Regions from separate parts of the Homo sapiens genome. Here region 2 is linked to region 1. A link is a loop called in an ENCODE intact Hi-C map of the cell type or tissue named here. Cell type or tissue: Caco-2. All regions are shown on one strand. Each heading gives the region's core, and the rest is flanking DNA. Links, peaks and the distances in the headings are about the cores only.

The links. A loop is a pair of places that touch in the nucleus more often than their neighbours do. Peaks named below come from ENCODE experiments on the same cell type or tissue, not always from the same donor. Only the 100,000 strongest peaks of a DNase experiment are listed, where the experiment ranks them.
Region 2: a loop joins it to region 1, with 8 times the contacts of the local background. A loop is called at or near these places in 1 of 110 quality-filtered maps.

What each region holds. Positions count from the first base shown.
Region 1 is chr14:48,958,899-48,967,468 of GRCh38, reverse strand. The region is part of intron 4 of LOC105378178 (a long non-coding RNA gene); the gene reads left to right. Among named protein-coding and RNA genes, the nearest start is that of RPS29, 620 kb to the left of the region's middle. In Caco-2, for the core only: no CTCF peak of the experiment used is centred there; a DNase peak (open chromatin) is centred at 4,058.
Region 2 is chr14:49,012,919-49,021,488 of GRCh38, reverse strand. The region is part of intron 4 of LOC105378178 (a long non-coding RNA gene); the gene reads left to right. Among named protein-coding and RNA genes, the nearest start is that of RPS29, 570 kb to the left of the region's middle. In Caco-2, for the core only: no CTCF peak of the experiment used is centred there; no DNase peak of the experiment used is centred there.

The DNA of each region.
Region 1 (8,570 bases), core at 134-8,133:
TAAAAAGACCTGGTTTTGAACATTAAAGTTTACTGGGCTGTGATAATTTTTTTTTTATGTTTGGTGAAATTCAACCTTTAGCAGAATGATATAGCAGCTCTAAATTGTCTAAATTCCCTGACACACAGACTTACACTAAAATACCAATTTTTATCTCAATATTTTAAAAAGTTATTGAAGTAAATTAAACAAGTGCTTAAGTAAGCAAGCATATCTGGCGCCATCCATTCTACTTTACAATAATATGATTTCTGGAGATTTTTGACATTTAACGAGGGGTCTGCAGATACCTGTGACACAGGACAATTTTTCTACCATAAACATTCTAAAAGATAAGATTATGATAACTTTTATAAATGTGGCAATATTTTAGTCACATCTTCAAATGTAAACACAGATTCATGGTCCCCCTGAAATATACATTGCTTTTTACAAATCCTATTGTATAATGTGTTATGTGAAAAAAGGCAGTCATTTGTTCCCATTTCTGGGAAGCTTCTCTGTAGAAAATTAAAAGCAAATGTAGCTTTGTTTTAGGTGCCAAGATTTTCAAGATTGTTAAGAAGATTTACAGTTCTTAAAGCTTTGTTTTTTCCTTATTTTATACCTTGTATTTGAATGACTCCTATGGAGCCAAGTGCTGTTCTTAAAGGTTTACAGGAATAAACTCCTTTAATTCTCCCTATAATCTTATGAGATAGGCACTACAATTTTCATCCTTTTACAATTAGAGAAACTAAGGCACACCCATGGAATAATCTGCCCAATTTACACAGCTTATATGTGAGGAGCCAGGGTTTGAACCCCTGCAGTCATCCTAGGCAATGTCACCTCCCCTAGAGGATGGGAAATTTTCTTCTGACTCTGTGATGTGTTGCTGAGATGACGACTGCATGTGATTTGAGGGGCCACTACAATCTGGCTTGCCATTGCTTGTCCTGCAGAGTTATTGAGCACAGACTTGTCAGAGGACCTGGATTAACACAGGGGAACAAGGAAGGCTTCCTAGAATAATCTTATTGGAAGAAACTTATTGGTAGAAGGCATTATACAAAATAGGACTAAACATGCAATGAATTTAGAGAAAAAAGACCAGTGAGGGAAAATAGGGAGGAAGCTGGTTGAGATTAAGAAAGCCGCCAGACAGCTCTGGGAGGCTGACCTTGAATGAAAGAGAGGGGAAGGAAGGAAGAAGGACTGGAGGGAAGTGTATGGGACTGTCGAGCAGTTCTATGAAGAGTTTAGAAGGCCACTGGGGAGTCGTTAAGGCAAAGTCAACCTTTGGAGGAATCCTACATCTCCTGGGAATGGGTCTCCTTTAATATCCCTGCCACACTCAATCTCTGGCTGGGAGCAACCCACACAATCCCTGATGTGAGAGCAACCCAGTCACTGGCTGAGAGCAGCGGCCTTGGTGCAAACATGGTGGTGGATTTCACAGCACAGTAGCTGAGGACGTTGCTCAATTATACTCCCTGCCCCCAGAATCTGAGAGGCTCATTCTCATGGCTGGTGTGTCCCCCAATACTCCCACTCCACCTCTAGAATAATTCCTAATCTGAGGTTATGTAGCTCTCATCTGAACTCTTTCCCAAGAATTACCTATATCATGGTATTAGCATCAGGTCTACCCCTGAAATCTGAAGAGCCTGGTGCAAGAATAGACAGTGGCCCACACATCCTATTCTTAGCTGACAAATGCACATTCATGATAACCTGGAAAGCCTGATTCAAATGTAGAATTCTCAGACGTCCCAAGTTTTCAGGCAGAACTTGATGGCACAGGGAAAGAGCTATCTTTACTCCTGTCCCACTCCTTTTGCCATCTCCAGCTATATGCTTCACCTCAAGGAGCCTCCTAGGCATGCATATGAACACTGCAGCCCACACATTCATGCCCATTCATAGCATCCTCTCTTCTGCTTGGGTCTAAGGGGTAGGCCCTGCTCATTACAACATGATGTACCTGATAATTTATTTAACTGTATCCTTCACTAGATTATAATGCCTACGAGGGCAGTGCTCAGACTCTTCACCTACAGAAGCTGTGAGATAATAAATGTGTGTTGTTTTAAGCTGCCAAAAACAGCTGCTAAGTTTGTGGTAATATTTTCATGCAGCAATGGATTACTAATATAGGCAGAAACTGTATTAATTTGTTGATATAACACTTAGTGTGCAAATATATATTTCCTAAAGAAATGAATGAATTCATCAATTGTTTATTTTGTATTCACTCGGTATGAAGAGTTGTTTTAAGAGTGTGCAACACAAGCAAAGGCAAGAGGAAAAATCCTATTAAACCAAGAGGTACAGGAGATTAACCATGGAGCTACTGCTAGGAGCAGGTAGCAAAATATGGATGCTGCGTTTTCCAGCAGTGTAAAAAGATTGAAGCTAATGAGGTGTTTATTTGTAGAACATGAGTAAGTTTGAATATCTCGCCTGCTATTGCATTCTTCCTATTAGCCAAGTGTGAGGTGGAGAAAAAGAGAAACAAAACAAATAAAAAATCGACTAGACAAAAGGCTCTAGTTCCAGTGAGTTAATGCTGAATGTCTTCAGTTTTAGTAACTAGGAAGAGTGAACCTCCTAATATACTCCTAATATACCCCTAATATATTGGCTTTGTATGGCTGATCCTTGGTATCTATTCACCTGGAGCATCTTTGCTATTGATACTTGAGAAAAATGAGCAGCCCTAAAGCTAAAAGCCCTCAGCTTTGAAGTTAGGATATTATTCCCCTCAAGGTGTCAACATGCTGAATGAAAGAATTGCTGCATAATATATTTATTTAGATGATTAAGAATTTCCTAAAGATTGATCTGAGTGCCTTATATTTTTATCTTTGACTTTGTTCCTAATCTGAGACATTCTCAAGCAATTATAAGGAAATGCCATGGTTTTATAGCCCAATTTGTGTACTGATCTCTCACAATTGAAGATGTTCAGTTGAAACCTTTGCAGTGGCAGCTGGGTCAAAAATCTGAACTCTGAATAACTGAAGTCAGTGTTCTCATGGGAAAGAGAAATGAAAATATACTTTTGTCAATGAAAGCAGAGAGAAAGAAAAACCCATTGCTTTCTAATGGCATGCTTGCTTTTTTGTAGATATCTGAAAATAACCTAGATATATTGGAAAATGGGGCTTTGACTCCCATTTTAAGTTCAAACATGATGCTCATGGTATCAATTTCAAGGCATTTATTGTGTCAATTTTATGAAGGAGAATGATACCAACTATGCCTTAAATGATAGTAATGATCCACTTATTCAGAGGTGGAATTTCTGACAACCTCTACCCTTGAAAACTCAGCCCAAACTTAGAAGTAAGAAAAAAAAACAGCCTCTTAGGCTGACATAGCGGTTACAAAGGCATGCACTTAACTTCTCGGGCCAGGACTTCTTATTGACTTTCCTTTAATACTCAATTTTAACAAGCTCGGTTATATGGTTATCCAGCTCATAACAGGCAAGAAACTAGAAACTAGAAAAGAGGCAGATCTGGAGGTAGCCTTCAAAATAGCAGTGATAGTTGATAGCCTGATGGGAAAGGCAGAAACAGTAAAACTAAAAGGCATTTGCTTACAACCCAGGCCAATAAGCAGCATACATTATTCAGAAAATGCACAATTATGTTCAGCATCCCCTCTTTAGGAAGTAAATAAGTCACGTGTAGCAGTGTAATACTTTGATATTAAGCTGTGTATTTTTCCAATTCCTTCTAACTCTTCACTTCTTATCATCGAAACAGCAGTGAAAGTTATCTATATTGCTCTGCTATGCAGGGCTGAGATGATACAGAAAGAAAAGAGTAAATTCTAGGCTTTTGAGCTCTTGTGCATACTTTTGTATATCTATAGCATAGATAAAAGTCTTAAAAGCTACAGCTTTCAATTGAAGGAACCAGAAACTCAGGTCAGAAAATTAGATTTCATGAATTCCAGAAGCTTGCCTTTAAATAGTAAGGCCTGAAGCCTGGGAGATTCAGAGCATAGAATTTGGACCTTAACCCCTAGAGTGGGAGGAATGCCTGATGAGATAAATGCCATTTCCTGGTCAGAGAGGGCAACAGAATTAGAGGAGGATGTGACTGGAGCTTAGATACTGCCTGGGTCGTTGAGAAAGGCCCAGTGCCCCCTCCTACTTTGATAAGGGGTAGGGGGTAGTGATTAAAATCTTAGATCAATCTGGAGGGTCTGAAAGCAGCGCCTTTTGCTCCAGGGTATATTAAAGGAACACTGAGAGACTCTTAGATAAGGCACGTGTCCAATGGCACATGAGGATAGTCAGGAGCAATAGTTCAGTAGATCTCCCAGGTCATAAGTTCTTCAGGGTTCTCTAATGTAGTGGGGGAATCCATTGAAAAGAGTTCAGTGACCCTTCCCTTCAGCATCACTCCTCTGAAGTGGATGAGATGAGCCTGCACACTCGACATACTTTCTCCAGTCAGGAGGCCGCGTGTATAGCCCCGGCTGACATGGGCAGGGGCCAGCAGCAATGAGGATAACATAAAGGGCAAGAGGATAAGTGAGGTGCTGCACATGTTAATTAGCTTGGTAGAATCTTTCTGCAACATGCACATGTATGAAAACATCACATTGTGCCCTATAACTATATGCCATTATTATTTGTCAGTTAAAAATAAAAATTTAAAAAAGAAAAGGCGTTAAGTACAAGTGGTGATACACGCCTCTCCCCTGCATGCTCATCTTTCTCCGGAACCCATCAGATATTTGGTGAGAAGGAAAGGAAGAATGTGAAGAGAGAGAGTTCTGAATGGACTGAGCAGTTACTCAGAAGAGATGGAACTTTGACTGGAGAGACTAGGTTGCCTTTAATTGGCAAAGGTGGAGAACAATGGCTCATGTGCTAATGTAAATTTAATTATAAAGAAATAAAGAGCGTTGTAATTTTTGCACATCCAAGTATGTAGTCTAAAAATGTAAAAAGCATCTCATTTAAAATGGTTAAAATGAAAATGGAAAGTTTGGGCATGTAAACGAAAAGACTTCAGTTACAAGGGTTCACTTTTGTAGAACATCTCATCTCACAATGCCACTAACAGCAAAAAGGAAAACAAATCCTCCGTGTATGATATATAACAGCATTTGCCTTTTTATAGCATCCCACTCCTCCTTTTTTTGTGGCAAAGCCCCAAATACATTGCCCTTAAAGACTTTTAAGAGAACAGAAAGGCTTCCAGATGACAGAAGCCTGAAGCACGATGCTGTATGTGACGCGATTAGTGAGAATACTGATTGTGTCCTAGAAAGGAGGCAAGTTGTCATCCATTTTTCCCCTGAAGTTGCAAGGATATGCATCTCAGTTTATCGATTCCCAACGCATGCATATTCTAGAAAGGGAATGCATTTTCTTGGTTCCTCATAGTCCTCCCAACCCTCTTCCGCTCAGCAGCCATTTTCATACATGATTAACACTCAGATAGCATTTTCCACATTAACCTTGTGATGTCTGATAGGGAGGACAGAGATGGATACTGCCTTGCTGAAATGTGTACACATAATCCATAATGAATAACTGCAGCTCCTTGGTGACCATGACGGGCCATCACAAGCAAAGCGAGGTCCAAGTTGAGAAAGGCGCTGAGTCCTAAAGAGCACTATTTCACGATTTGGCTAAGCATGCAATTTAAAACACCGGCAAAGATCTTCCCTGTGTGGCCCAGCACAGGCCTCTGATTGCTGTACCCATTCTGATTTTCTCCCTAAGGAGACTCAGCTATAGCTGTCCTTAATATCCCTTTCCCCTGGGGCATTGACTTAGGTTACACTGAAGGCTGTCTTCAGAGAATTCCCTTTTCCAGTTGTTCTCTGTTGCGGGATATGGATCCTGCTCAGGTATCTTTGTGACCTTTTATATTCTACATGTTCCAACAGAACCCTGGAGGCAGGAAGGTTTGGAACCAAGGTTCTATAGCAAAATCTGTGGGGGTTTCAAATGGATGTGTTATAGAGGCTTGCATTACTTCTGGTGTCTCCCGGGGTTGGAAGACTAGCTTTGAAAAGCTAATCCTGAATGGACACACATTTATTTTTATTTTCCTAAAACAGGTGCAAATAGGACTACAATTAATTTCTTGGACTGATGTGACTTTTCCTCTATCCATGCCTCAATGTATAATGCCTCATGGGCAGTTGAATGTGCTTGTACTTTTACTAAATATTGCCAATGATATTTTCCTGTAGTAGGTTTTAAGGCTTAAGAGTAAGTGATAGTATTGCCTTTGCTGCCATGTGTGTGCTTTCATGCGTTTTGCATACTTATATGGAGACCTTCATGCATTACTGTCTATTGAGAGTTGAAGTCTTCCCTGAGGAAGGTGTTTTGTGGATGACAAATGTCTAATATATCCCTGAGTTTCCCAGTTCTTTGCTATGTCCATAATGGATTCAAATATAAATCAGAGCAGGAATCAAGTATGCTGTTATGTTATTAGTATTAATATGTTTATGTAGCATTGTCTCATTTCAATATTTCAAGAATGGTCCAGTGCTAGTTCTAATCCACGATTCACTACTAGTACCTTGTGTTACTTTATACAATGTCAAGTAAACTGTTTCTCATGAGCACTTAAATTTATGAATCACATTGGATTCTTGTGAAAATATAGACTGATACTTTAGGTCTTGGGGAAAGTCTGAGATTCTGCATTTCTAGCAAGTTCCCAGGTGATGCTGATGTTTCATGGACCACACTTTAGTAGTAAGGCTAAAGCAGGCATTGTTGTAAGAGAAGGATTGAGGAAACCGTAAATGTTCCATCTGTTTACATGCAGTATTCTTGCCTTATCTGTAGTAGGGGTTTAGTCTTTATTCCTCTCAACCTCTTCCTATAAAGTTGCTATTATCTTTATTGCATGGTACTTTATTGCATACTACAGTATGTAATAGGAATAGCTCCAATTTCAGCCCTCATTAATGCTGTAGTAAGGTAATAGGGTCCACATAAACTCGTTAGATCTGTATACAAATCTTTGCCTAGGCAAAGTTGGCCTGCCTTGGGATATTTTTGCTCTAATTCTTTTCTTCAACTGATCTGCCCATTGACAATAAGGCTCCTAAGGTCTTTGCCTAGCTTAACAAACAATTGCAAGTAAGAGTTTCAACTCCTCAAGAGCATAGGAGATAAAAGAATGAGCACATTCAGTTCATCAAGGACTTGTTGACTACCGTCTTTATACCAAACTCCATAAGTACCAGGGCTGAAAAGATAAATGAAATATAAGAGATATGACCATATTTATATAACCCTTCAAATTCATATTGTTTATATTGATAAATGACGCATGTATTTACCCAACTCTTAATTAAAGTTACATCTGGCAATAATTTTTATGTGATATTCTATAGAACAACAACTGTAGGAGTAACATCCCTAAAAACAAATATTAGTCCTCAGCCTCATTAAGTGTGTTTCCTCTATTAATCACTCATGGACCACTGAATTTCAGGTTCAATAATTTAACTCAGTACATGAGTTAACCCAGATTTTTTCCTCTTCAGGTAAAGTGAACCTGTTCCCTTTCTCTAAAACTAGGTTTAAATTTATTGACAATTATCTAGTGTGTGTACATGTGTTTATGTATAGTTCAATATGCACATTTGGGGAATACCATAACACCACGGCATACATGGAGTCAAATAAACCCAAAAATTAAGAAAATGAGGGAGAGAAAAAGTTGTACAAAGTTTGAAATTAACTCACTTGTTTTCTACAGATTAGTCCTTCATGATATATTTGGTAAACTTACCAATATTTTCTAATAATATCTACAGTGTTGACAGCTGCTTTGAAGAAAAACTGAAATTGGTATAACTGATGTGTTCTTTTCAAAGAAGCCTTTCTAAATTGAATTCAGTTTCAGTAGAATGTTCTTAATTACTTCCATAGGCAAATCTCTGCTAGATGCTTCTTTATAGAGGAGAAAACACAGGTTCTCTGCTCCAAAAGTGCAAAATTCAGTGATAAAATTACTTTAAGGCAAAATGGAGTAAAGAAGAGGATTTAACAATATGTTATGGGATTCCACAGAGATGGATAGGATATAGCCAGAACTGGGATTGGAATGGTTGATCTGGTAAATTGCATAGAATTCTAATGGGAAGTTTAGGTAAAGAAAGATAGGAAATGATGAGGTCTTGAATCAGGTTGGTGAGAGAGAAAATAGAGGTAAGAAAAGTGAAACAAATTCCTGAGTAAGAATCTACAAGTCTTAGGAATTTATTGAATGTAAGCAGGGAGAAGATATGATTCCAAGATTTCATGTAAGAATGCTTGGATGGATGTTGCTACAATTACAGAATAAAAAAAAAATCAAGAGGAAAAACCAGTTAATTGAAGAGTGTAGAAAGATAATTTAAGGTAGAATTTAAGTTTTTTGGGGGATTGGGCAGAGAAGAGTAGAACGTAGCAGGTGTCAAGCAGGTAGACTTTACAGTTCTTGAGGGCAGTACCTCCAGTGCCACAAATGTAGATTTGGGTGTCTGAATTTCAGGTAGAGTTGAAGCTGTTGTAGTGTGTGAAATCCTTATGGGAAAGTACAAGA
Region 2 (8,570 bases), core at 257-8,256, 54 kb before region 1:
TTGTATATTAACCAATTCATTTCTAGTCATCTCCTAAGGAGAATTACAGCTCCCTTTAGATAACGTAAACTAGTGCCCAGATGTGAAATTGTGTAATGAAACACTGCCTGAACTTTGAGTGTTGAAGACCATTTTTTTAACAATCAAAACCTCAGGGACCACAACATAATGATGTTTTTATTGCTGACAAACTGACACGAGGGACTCAGAATTACAGAGAAGCAACATTTCAAGAATCAAAAAGCATTTTCACAGCACATTAGGGCTTTGATATGTTCCCGAGTTATAGAATACAAGTTTTGGAGCTTTTCAAACTTCCTTGAATGAGGTGCTTCCTTCCAAATGCCAGCCTTTTTTAGGAGGTGAAAGCTGGAAATCTTGTCTGAAGGGGCGCTTATAAGTGTATAATGGTGACTTAAGATGGAAACAGCTATTTTGACCTTTCTACTTTTTCTGTTGGCTAAAAACCAGAAACAGCAAGAGTAAACTTTTACTTTTTCATGTGTTTTGAAATAACAAAAAATTCTTGCACTTTCAGAGTTGTTTAATAAAAACAAAGAAAATGAACATATAAAACCAAATGATGTAAAATGGCCTTAATTAAATTGAAAGTTGAAGCATATCACATAATTTTTGATATTTTGGACTTACAGAATTAAACTAGTAGAAAATAACTAATTTTCTAACTTGAATTTTCAAAACCAAGGAAAATTGAGAGGCAGTCAGTGTGCAGAGGCAGTCGTTGGCAAAAATTCATTTTTTATTCTTATAATCTCAATTCTATTAATTATTGAAGGAAATCGCATCTTCAGAGCTCAAAGCATAGTGTTAGAATATTTCCCAACATTGAAGAAAATCTGATTGTCCTTGACAAAATAAGTTATTAGGTTAAAGATATTGAATTGCCATTTTTGTGCTATTTAGATCCATCCCAAGCAAGGATCTAAAATGAGTGTGAGCACACATGGAAAGCTTAAAAAAGAAAAAAGTACAATCATTATATACATTTAATGAACACCATTTTAATGTTCTAAGAAGGATAAGGGAGGCAGTCACTCTTGGTAAACTAAACAATTTAAGGAAAAATGGTCCTTGAAGAATTATTGATAGTTCATAGGAAGTTTGTGAACTTATTGCAGGAGTGAAATTGGGTATGGGAAATAGGACTGTATTGTTTTCTGTTGCTGTGTAACAAGTGAACACAAAGGTGGTTGAAATAACACAAACTTACTAGTTCACAGCTCTCTAGGTCAGAAGCCCAGGTGGGCTCACCTGGGCTCTTGGCTTACAAGGTCAAAAACAAGGTGTCGGCTCTTGTCTGGAAGCTCTAAGGAAAAATCTGCTCTCAAGCCCATTCAAGTGTTGGCACATCTAGTTGCTTGTGTTTGTGGGTCTGAGTCCCTCTGTCCTTGCTGTCTGTCAGGGGTGTGCCCTCAGCTCCTTGTGGACCCTCCAATTTCAAAGCAGCAAGTGTGCATCGAGCCCTACTCATGCATATCTGAGACTTCCTCTTCTAGCTTCCTGTCTGCTACCAGCCAGAGAAGTGTCTTTTCCTCTGAAGTCTCCTGTGATTAGATCAGGCCCACTTGAATGATCTCTCTTTTGTAAGGTAAACTGTGCCACATAATATAACCTTGAAGTGATGTCACATTCACAGGTCTGGTGATTAGAGTATGGAATCTTAGGGGCCTCTCATAGAAATTTTGCCTTACCACAATGCTTTTGTAATATTGAGTGGGTGCAGAAGGCTAACTTAAATTTAGCTGCCTGTCTTTGCCTCTTTGCTTTTCTTCCCATTCAGTCAGATTGTCTGGCTTCTTTGTACCACCTCAGAGTAGAGTGGTTGTTGCATACAAAGCAGAAGTAGTCTGTGGTTTTTTCTGGCATTTGCTTTGAAAATTTAAGCCTAAGGAAGGTAGAAGTTGCCAGCTATTAAAAAAAAAATCCAAAACAAAACAAAACAACAAAACTATTTTGTTCCCAAACAAAGGTAGTAGAATTCCCCCTCCTTTTAGAGATGCCCAGCTGAGGAAAGATGAATGTGATGCAAGCAGAGAGGTCTGATTCCCAGTGTGCAGTTATAGGGAGAGCAAGATCCTTGTTCTGGAACTGCTGCTAGATTGCTAGGCAAAGTAGTTTGTAGTCAGCCTCGTGAAGGGCTTTCTCAGGTGTGTCACAGAAACACCTGCCAGTCACAAATTTCAAGGGAACTTTAAGAACTGGGACAGTAAATATCTCAGTGACAATCTGTGTGGACTGATGATGTAGAACCTTCTTCTCTACTGTTTTTTTTTTAGGAAGCCCCCTAGATCAGCTCTTGAAACTGTAGCTTGACCTAATAATAAAAGACCTCAAGAAATACAGGTCAAATACAGAATCAAATTATTTCAGAAAATAAAGTTATACATCTTGTGTGCCTGGGTATATGGACTGGGATTCTTACATGCTACCTTCTCTTCTCCCCACAGTTTCTTCGTCTAACCTCCTCCTACTCCTTATTAACACAAAAGGGGCAAAGTCTTGTTTACAAACCCTACAGGACCCCTGGCATCAGGAGAAATAAAGTGCTAGATGGTCTATTCTGTAGAGCTATCAAAGCTAATGAGATACAAGACTTCGAGTTATGTGCTCCAGAAAGGTTGAACAATGCAGAAACCATTGACTTTGGGCTGTATCCTGCAGTACTGGTCCGGTACTATCTTCTTGGCTCAAAGATGAAGGCAGCATGTCTATCTTGGGATTCTAGGATAAAAGTAACAGTATGGTATATAGCTGGAGTACATTTGTATGTACTAGAAGATGTTCACTGGTCCTGCTTTTTGCCTTTGGAATCTCACCAATCCTGTATTATAGGCTAAGTTACGTTGCAATAGGAAAACTCTACAAATCTTGGTGGATTACAAAAACAAAAATTTACTTCTTGCTTATACTGCTTATTTATCCTTAATGAACTGTCACTCTGTGCTGTGACAACTTCATTGCAGGATCCAGACTGAAGAAGTAGCCCCTACCTGGGTCATACCAATCTCACGACAGGGCACAAGAGAACATGACACTTAAAGCTTATCTTTGGAAGTGGTATATCTCGTTGTTTTTATTTTAATGGCCAAGTGTGACACATAAAGGCTGATATCAATAGGGTGGAGGTGGATAATTCTCTCATGAGGAGAGGCGTAATCATTTAAAAATATGTATATAATCTCCCATAAGTACTATTCCTCCAAAAGCCACTAATATTTATTTCTAACCCATTCTCTGTAGTGATTTTTATATTCTGAATTGAAACTGTTATGTCTATTTTTCCTTCTACAATAAAAATAAAATTCTCCCTATTTTTTTCTAATTTGCAATATCACATATTTATGTTTCAGACATTTTTTGTTTTACTATTTGGAGCTTAAAACACACCAAACAAAGTATTTTGGGGTTGTGCCAATTTCTCTCTCTGTGACATTCTTGGGTGCTCCCTTTCCTGGAAGTTGTCAATTACCCCAGTGCCACCTGGATCAGGATGCTGGTGCAGTTTCTAATGACTGCAGTAACTGGAGACTCTAAGCTTCTTGGGCCTATTATTTTTATTTGCTTAATTTTTCTATTTCATATCACACTTGCAAATTTGAAATTTGCAATAGTGAATCAAGATATAGAAAGAGTATACTCATATGTAGAGCAGGCAGGCAGGCAAGACACACCTTTGTAAAGACTACCCTTTACAATAATGAAGAGTAAGGAAAAGAAGAGATTAGAAAAAGGAATGTATTGGTAGCTTATGCCTTGTGTCTGTCTCTGTTCACGGTTTATTAAGTAACCAGCATGAATGTGGGCTCTGTGAGATTCGGTCTTACGTAATAAGACAGAGTTCATTGGTCCCTGTCGAGGTTAATGAGCTCATAACTTCATCATTCGTTTTGTTTTACTTTGTTGATAATATCTTCACAATCTTAATGATTCACATAATTGCACAGACATTAAAAATTAATTTCAACTCAGAAATCTTGAGATACACAATAACTGCACATATATCTGAGGGGAAGTTTTGCTCAGAAGAGAATTATTTCAGCTCTGAGACACTAGGGGATGAATATGAACAGCCACAGAAAAAGTATAGGAAAATGAAAAATGGACTAATAGTATAAGTTATGGACAGAAGAATTCTGTCTATACCATGTATCAAAAATCATCAGGTAATGAGTTTGAGGCTGTTATTTGAGGTTTATCCAAAGTCTCTTTACTATATGTATTCTTTGTTATCTTTTTAATGTTTGGTTTTTTTTTTCACTCACATATTGTGTGACTTCCAACATTTTATTTTCATTTTATTTTCATTGTTCAGTTTAAGAAAGCAGAAATAAATATGGCACAAATTTCTAACACATTTTTTTCTTGTTAGAAAAAAACAAGAACAAGGAATGATTTATGATTTTATTTTTATTATAGAAAAATTTAGTCTCAGTTCCGCCTGGCAGCACCAGAATCTGAGAATCTTACTGTTAGTAGAAAATGGGGGAAGATGATGTTCCCATATTCCAAGGTCATAATGGGGTTTTGAAATTTTGTAGCTTTTTGTTTGTGAGCGGCGCACAGGGTACAAGGAGCATTGAGTTGCCTGGAACCCAATGGCCAAGGATCCCACGTCCTTGGGCACATAGTGTGGCCATGTTTGTCCTTTTCTTGAGGGCACTTTCCCTAAGTGCTGTGAGTCTGACTCTTCCTCTCCTTTTCTAATCTTATCTCCCATATCTCCCATCTCTTTTTCTAGTCTGGTGAAAATCAGTATTCCTTTGTAGTTGCTTAAGATGCACTCCTTTCATTTTTGCCTTCAAAGGCACTATTTTCTGCACAGCAGAGAAGCTATTGACATAGAAGCTGCTGTGTTCATGTGATCCGCATGTTGCTAACACTCTGAGTGGATCTAGGATGTTTCATGTGTAAATTATATGTCTGGTTCTTCTCTTTTCAATGAGTGAATGACCCTACTTTGTCATATAATAAATATTTCTTGTAGGTGTCATAGACGAAACTACTCTAGAAATTGAATGCCACATGATTCCACACCAACACATGAATCAAACAGTATGTCTTGCTTTTTTTACACTTGAGCTCTGAAGAAACCAGACTGTCTGTCTGCATTCCAATAGATGTTCTACCTTTGTTGACACAGTTTTCATCTTTTAGCACCAGCTTTGACAGTCTTTTCCCGGAATAACAGAATTCAGGGAGTTCCCATTGCTTAAGTATTTTTTTTGTTGTCAGTTGTTAACTAATTGATTCCTCCTTCATGTCTTGACTTTGCAAACCATCTAAGCTTGATTGTATGTCTTAATAGAATTGTCTTGGTGCTGTAACCAGTATTTTTTAGTGTATTTCTGAAAAGCTAAAGTAATGATTAGTATTATATAATTTTTGTGGTTTCAAAAATGACAGTTAATGGTGGTGCATTTTGGGTAAATAGAACTTCAAGTGCACATTATCAGGAGTCCGGTAATATTGGTGACAGGGAAGTCCGAAGGGCATAATGAGGTTTATGCTTCTGTGTAAAATGTGGGAGGTTAATAAGATGTTGCTTTTGTGAGGCACTGGGAAGTTAGATTGCTGAATGACACGAGCATTGGTAAGAATTAGGTCTGTACCACGGGCCAGTGACTGAGGGCAGGCATGTGAACAGTACATTTTATAATCAGTAAAATATAACATGTTATGCATATGAACTTTGGCACATATTTCAATTATGAATGAAGGCAACAAACCACTCTGTAGGAGCACCTGTGACTTTATCATCAATAGAAATCACAGATGTTTTTATATCACATCACAGTTGTTGCAGATACTTCAAAATATCGTTTACACTCACTATTTTAAAATTATAGGTGTTATTAGATATACTATTACCTCTTATGATTTAATGTGCTATAAAAGAAGCATATATATTACTATATGACAATAAAAATTTGATACTTGTACTTAATTGGTTTTCTTTGTAATGCTATTTATTTTACTTCGTGCATTTAAAAACATTATTCTGAGGAGAGGTCTGTGGCACAAAAGATTAGAAGCCTCTATTTTGATTGGTGACCTTGTTCTTGCTAAGCTACCAATAAATACACTCCTTTTTCTAATCCCTTCTTTTCCTTACTGTTCATTATTGTACAGGGTGGTCTTTACAAAGGTGTGTCTTGCTTGCCTGCCTGCTCTACTCATAAGTATACTCATAAGTATACTCTTTCTATATCTTGATTCACTATTGCAAATTTCAAAATTGCAAGTGTGATATGAAATAGAAAAATTAAGCAAATAAAAATAATAGGCCCAAGAAGCTTAGAGTGACATTTCTGAGATCTAGGATGCTACATAACAATGGCCAAATCAGAATACAGTTCAAAATATCTAGTGTGTTTATCCAATTACAGATATCTTTTGGATTTACAGCTATTTATGCATTTTGCAAACCTTTCTAAGAGAGAGTTGCTTGAGGATAAGGAACCTAATTTGTTCAACATTATATTCTTGCAAAAATCCTGAAATTTAGTAGGCATTCCATTAATGTTTCTTGAATTCTAAGTGAGAAACAAATGCAGTTTTGCAGAGAGATGGAGAATATGCATAGAGCTTCAATTATTGTGGCTAACATCCTCTGGATGTTGCTGCCCACCATTTTTTCTGTAACAATGGAGTCACTAGAGACATGTAAAAGAAAATGTACTTCTGCAATTAAAGCAACAGTCACCTACAAAATAAACATGGTTGTATAGCTACGTTGGAATGTTATTGAAGCTCTCATAGTTACGACATCAATGGAAATAAATTGGTTCCACACTAGGTCAACAGCTGTTTTAAAGCAGCAGCTGCTTTTCCCTGAGATTACAGATACTGTTTTTAGTATACAGTGTCAGAACATAATTTTATTAATTTGAATGACGTGACATCACCTTTGGAATGAAATAGATACCAACAGATTTAAGATGACATATGTTTCTCTTTTTTTCTTTTGTAGCTGTATATTTTATTCCAATTACAAATACACTTAAGAGATGTAGGGAAAATGGACAATTTTGTACTATAAAAGCCAATGAATATTTGCAAGAAACAAATGGTACTTGTAATAATGATTTTTAAGTATTAGCTGTTTCTTGGTGTACATACAATACAATTGATGAAAGATAAAAATATTCTTCCCCATACTATCCAACAATCTTGATCTTCATTTTTATTTTCATTGCATTCATAAACTTGTAAGATAGTATACATTTTATTTATTTTATTATATATATTGTGGATTGTCTGTCCCCACCTAGTAAAATTTGAGCTCCTTCCGGGCAGGAATTTTGTTAACGGATACATCCTAATGATCTAAAATGATGCTTGGCACAAAGTAGGCATTTAGAAAATGTTTGTTGAAAAAAATGAATGCCTACATAACTATAAAAAATATAAAAAAATTTAACATGTGTCTTTGTCAACTTTCCAGTTTCAGATTTATCTCTAAATCTTCTGTAGTCAGTCATGCCCTGGTAGCTTAACATCACTTCCTGGACACTTTTGAGTAACTTTAATTGCTAACTATAAAGTTTAAATTTAAGATACGTTATAACTCTATTAATGATGACTGTGGCCTAAAGCAACATAGGGAATTTCCCTTGGGCTGGTTGGGATCTATTCACTAGTAGTAGTGTAAGTGTGTCACTCTCTTAAAGATTTTGTAGAATTTATGAAATGTTAATATTGATATCTATCAATTTCCTATAGAAATGTTAAGGATGAACCAGAGAATTAGTATTAAGCTTGAGCCTTTCAGGAAAATAATCAAGAACTAATTCTGAAGATTTGCGTCGTAGTAGTTGAGCACAGCTTTTCAACCACTGTAGAAATTCAGACATTGAGTATTTAGACAGTTAGTTAAGTAACAGGGTAGAAGGGAAGTTTGTAAAATGAAGCTTTGGTTTTGCCTTCTAAAGATTAGTGGTTTGAAATTATTTTCTCCTTCTTAGATATTGAAATGACTTTTTAATTTTCTCAATTCCTATCTTAATTTCTAATTTTTTATTTAATAATTCATATTCTCAACCGTGAGTATTCTTCCATATGTTGAAAAAAAGAAAAAAATTGGTTTCTAGAATGGAACATAAAACGACCATTGGATTATTTATTGGCAGGTGGAGATGTCATTTGAAATAAAATATGGGGCAGATAGTCATGAAGCATCTGAATCAATGCACTTACTCCCAGTTACTTTGTGAGCAGCCGCTAACTGTGCACTCCTCAGGAAAGACATGAGACATCCTTAGACTACAGAACCATACTGGCTTCATTTGATTATTTGAAAAATCTTTGCTCTTAGAAAGGAGATAAAAATCAAGTATGGTTTTTTCCTCATGGCAATAAAACAAATAGCTGAGAAGCAAAGTGTTTAGACAATTGCCATTAATTATATTATTAATAAACCCAAGAGCAGAGTTAACTGGATTCAACAAAAAATAAAGAATTGAATGTGGCAAAAAGAAATTTGTGTGTGCTGACATGACCACTTTTCTTTTTGCCCATATGCCAGCAATGATAAAGAAAATAAATGAGCA